Linked DNA regions of Homo sapiens: region 1 is linked to region 2. A link is an interaction called in ENCODE POLR2A ChIA-PET data of the cell type or tissue named here. Cell type or tissue: MCF 10A. All regions are shown on one strand.

Region 1 (2,500 bases), 190 kb after region 2:
CTAGCAATTCACCTGCCTCGTTCACGGACTTTTCTGATCTTGCTTGTCTCTGTTTAGGGTTTCTGGAGTCAGAACTGCTGTCAGGATGAGTGGGAAGGGCATCCCCTCACCTGTCTGTGCCTCAGATTCCTCATCTTCAAAATGGAGGGAATAAAACTACTTACCTTGAAGGGCTGGTGAAAGGTTAAAATGAGATGTAATTAGTTTAGACATTACATTCATACATAATTAGTTTAGAATAGAAACTGGCATGTGTTAAGTGTTAAAATAAATATTGGCAGCTTTTGTTGCTTTATCTCTATGAATCCTTTGCAGAAGTTAGAGATCACGGATTATCTAGAGGTAGGCCATGGTGGAGAATTGAGAATGAGATGTGGAGTGGTGATTGGATGAGGAAGTCATATAAGCTGCAGGAAGGGCGAGTGACTGAGGAAGCTTTTGTGGAGTCCTAATTAGAGAAACAGAGTTAGGCTGGCAGGACCAAGGGAAAGCAAAGAGAGAAAGCAGATAAACGGCCGGGTGTGGTGGCTCACGCCTGTAATTCCAGCACTTCAGGAAGCCGAGGCAGATGGATCACCTGAGGTCAGGAGTTCGAGACCAGCCTGACCAATATGGTGAACCCTGTCTCTACTAAAAATACAAAAATCAGCCAGGCGTCATGGTGTGTGCCTGTAATCCCAGCTACTCAGGAGGCTGAGACAGGAGAATTGCTTGAACCTGGGAGGCAGAGGTTGCAGTGAGCTGAGATCATGCCACTACACTCCAGCCTGGGCAACAGAGCAAGGCTCCATCTCAAAGAAAAAAAAAAGAAAAAAAAAGAAAGCAGATAAACTACAAGTCTTCCTTTCTTCATGGTCCAGGACACATAGCCCTCCTGCACAAATAACTCACAATCTTCCTGCATCCAACTATCACCAGACACCTGCAAGCTATTATAGCTCACTGCAACCTTGGTGTTATCAGAACTGCACAAAGCCCTCTTCAACAGACAGCATAAACACTCTTCTATAGAATCTCCAGCAAGCCTGTTTCCTGGCGGTTAGCTTCTCTTCTGCTGGCTGCCCATTGCCTCCTTGCAACGTATTTTCCTACTTTCTCTAATAAATCTGCCTTTTGTTTTTGTCTACAACTGTCTTGGTAAATTATTTTACCCCTGCACCGCTGGCCCAGGTACTCCCTGCTCACCTGCAACAGCTTTGGCAATGTATCATGATAGCAAAATGTCAGAGGTTGGCTGGCAAAATGAAATGGAGCCCAGAAGAGAATAAGAGTAACTAGGAGTAAGAAGAAGTGTGACTGAGATCAACATGGGTTAGGGTACAGATTTAGCTACTATACCAAAGGCCAAAATAATGGTGTCTCTAACAAAGCATATTTCTCTTACATAAAAGAATGAGTAGATGGTTCAGGGTTGGTATGGTGGTTCTGTAGTGTTGGAGATCTAGGCTTCTTCTATCTTGTAGGACAGACAGGTTTCTTCTACCTTGTTGCCATGCCATTCTCAGCATGTGGCTTCACCTCCCAGTCTACTCCAGCTCCTGCCATAACTCCTACCTTCCAGCTCATGGGAAGGGAAGAAAGGTGAGAGTGGACACATTCTTTTGCTAAAGGAATGACCTAGAAAGTACACGTACCACTTCTGCTCACATCTCACTGGCCAAGACTTAGTTATGTGTCCATCTTGTGCTGCAAAAGAGGCTGGAAATGTGGTCTTTAGCTGGGTAGTCATGTGCCCAGGGAAAGGAATGGAGGGAAAGGGAAGGAAAAATGACTATGGGGAGTGGGCAATGAATTGTGTCTGCTATAGGACTAATACATATTTTGGGATCGTAATGGAATTTTTATTCCTAATGATTTCTGAAAACGTCTGATAAAGTTGCACCATCTTGTTTTTGACCAACATTCAAAAAAACCAAACTACATAAAGAATTGGAAGCTGGAACTTTCCTACAATGACCCCACTACTACCTGAGGACCAAAGCCTTATCAATGCTGATGACCAAAAAAGACTTGAATTGTCCAATTCCTCCCTAGGAAAATATTTTGGAGACAAATTAAGATGAATTAAGTCAAATGACTATTAAAAAAAACTTTCTTCCTCTTGATTAATGATTCCATCCATTGCCATTGAGACTTATTAAGCAGCTTTCCTTTTCTGAGGGAAGATATTAAAGGACAGAACGTGCCAAGCTTTTAAAGTTTGACAAAAATACTCACTTAAATTATTATTAGATTCTGAGATATGCTCTGAAGGTGATGAAGGAGCTTTTTGGAATAGAGCCAAATGCTAATGCTGATTTCCACAGCTGAGCAAGGTCTGTGCAAGCACCCCAGGATCACTCCCTGCTCTCTCTCCTGCTGTTTAATGCCTAAAACATAGGTTTACATATGTTGAAATGTTTATATTTGTCCCAAGGCTTTTCTGGAGGGAACTGGGTATAAATAAACCACACAATGGATCCCTTCCTCACTAGAAACTAAAAATTAGGTCATCTCCTTT
Region 2 (2,500 bases):
TCTCCACCTCACCTAACATCCTTCCCTCTCCTCTGAAGCACAGGCAAGAGACCTAGAACCCTTAGGCTGCTAAAGATTTTCTTAGATTCCAGAGATTCGGCCCCTCACCTTCCTATTTCACCATCCCAATAGCCAAGGACCACAGCCAAATTCCACTTATAACTCTAATTGAAGTCTTTACTCAAACCAGGAAAGGGGCTGGTCCAGTTTCTTGGTTCTACTGATAGGACTCTCACAACCAACAGCCTTGAGGAAGGAAGGCACCTAGGCCACATTTTAGTTGATCATGATTGAGCCAAAGGCAAATATTGGCAAATGATCTCGCTAAAAACTTTCGGAAAATTAAATCTGCTATCTAATAGAAAATGAAACACACAAAAAACATAACATATAAAACCAGTCCCTTGAATTTCCCTCTGGATCAATCCTATTAGAGTGAGTGACCACACAACTCAGGAGGAAATACATCTGTCTCAAATATACCACATCCCACTCTGTAGTAGGAACTCACTTGAGAAATCCTGGGGAACCTAAGATCTTAGCTCTCAGTTTTTTCATTAAAACCAGACTGCAAGAAGGGGACCTAATCCCAACTGCAACATAAATACAAGGAATCTTGGAAATATATTGCTATGACAATTACTGCTACCAATTAAGTCAGCCACCAACTAGACAAGTATTATTTGCAGATTTACATTATGATGACAATGTGTCATAAGATCTGAGCTACTGCCCCCATTACCAAGCCTCTGCAAGTCCATTTCCCTTAGTCTCCTAATGACAACCCTGTTCCCCACTCCCAGCTGAAGAACCTCGATTAAAATAATGCAGCAAGCAACCTTGCCTGACTGCCTCGCAATCACTCACTAATCACAACCCAGGCGCCACCTGTAGGATACCCACGATGTATATTTTAATTAACTTCTTAGCAAATCCTCTGTAGCCTGCAGCTAGCAAGTTTCCCAGAAATGGAATGCCTACTTGAACTTGTCATCTCTATTTCAACAGTAAGGCCATGCCCCTGATGATGCTTTCCAGAAGTCTGGTAGGTCAGCTCTCCTATGTAAATAGTCTCACAGGAAACTAGATCCCTCCCTGCAGTGGACATCAGGTGGGCAATCCTCCAAAATCCACAGAAGGATGCCTACAGGACTCGGCCAGAAACCAGGAACTGGGCATTTCTTCCTGAATGGCAGAGTCCCTCCCCTGTGGGCTTCTTACACACAAAAAGCAACTCTAGGGAAACAGTGGGAAGAAGGCAGAGAAGGGGAGAAGTCATATACAGGAAAACTAATTGGAGGCCAAATGCATCCTGTGACAACAAATGGGGCAACTCATTTTTCCCAAGTTTTTGTGGCTGTAGATCAGTTGCCTTTATATGGTTTGAGCACCTGTAAGTCGAGCTTCCCTGATTCCTTACCTCCTCCAAAGAGCTGCCCTCCAGCACCCTCCCTGCCTTAGAGCTGGTCAACAAGTTTGTTGTCACCTGTCTCTTCAGTCCTTTTGTGGTCCCATCCCCTGGTAAAGTCAGTAAAAACTCCCATTTAAGTTCTTCAGGGTCCTGGTCCCTGTGATCCATGTGAATGTAAGATATTGAATATTCAAACATATTTACAGTTACTCATGGCCATCATCCAGGCAGTCTATGGAGCCGTGGCATGTCAAGGAGGAGAAGTCCTGAGAAGTCATCTGGCCCAGTGACTCTCAAATGTTAATATGCATACACTGTTCATAGGAGATCTTGCTGAAAAGCAGATTCTGATTCCATGGGTTTTAGTTGGCAGCCAAGATCCTGAATTTCTAACAAGCTCCCAGGAGAAACTGATGTGGCTGTTCCTCAGATCTTACTTATGACACCAAGAATCTAATGCAAGGCTCTTGCTAAATACCAAAACACTGGCTGTGTTAAAGCAAAATATCAAATACAAAACAGTAAGGTATAGCAGTCCCTGGCCTCCGGAAGTTCAGTGGTATTTTGCCTGATATTAGAAGGGTCCAGAGAGTGTGCCCTATGGTACTAAAAAGCCAGCACCCAAGTCATGGAGGTTTGTAAGAGAGCTGCATAGGCTGGACTGAGGAATGAAGACTTGTTCTGCACTATTGCCAGTAAGGTGAGTGAGAGGAATTTCTAATAGAAGGTTGGAGCCAGGCTTATACACCATGCTAAAGAATAAAGCATTGTTTGCAAGCATGACAACCAGAGAATTTGTCTTAACTTTTACCCTGCAGGTAATTACAGTTTGTGGTTCTTAGCAGAAGACAAAGTATTCATCTTATTCATTAGGTAAGCAGTTGGACAGTATCAGAGAATTTGTTAGTATACCAAGAGAAAGTCTTTGAATGTCTGTACAGACAGGTGGATTAGAATAAAGATGACAGTAGGTCTGCATAGCAACACAAAACAAATGTTGTCTGTAGCTGTAATCGTCTGCAATCTCAGGACTCACAAAAAGGATAAGAAAACTTCTGCCTTTCTTCTTGGTCTAACAGGAAGAAAAAA

Evidence for each region. Peaks named below come from ENCODE experiments on the same cell type or tissue, not always from the same donor. Only the 100,000 strongest peaks of a DNase experiment are listed, where the experiment ranks them.
Region 1: POLR2A ChIA-PET joins it to region 2 with 5 read pairs; 2 of 35 experiments call an interaction of 5 or more read pairs at or near these places.

What each region holds. Positions count from the first base shown.
Region 1 is chr1:210,281,716-210,284,215 of GRCh38, reverse strand. No RefSeq gene overlaps it. Among named protein-coding and RNA genes, the nearest start is that of LINC02602, 10 kb to the left of the region's middle. In MCF 10A, no CTCF peak of the experiment used is centred here; no DNase peak of the experiment used is centred here.
Region 2 is chr1:210,476,107-210,478,606 of GRCh38, reverse strand. The region is part of intron 8 of HHAT (hedgehog acyltransferase); the gene reads right to left. Among named protein-coding and RNA genes, the nearest start is that of HHAT, 150 kb to the right of the region's middle. In MCF 10A, no CTCF peak of the experiment used is centred here; a DNase peak (open chromatin) is centred at 1,056.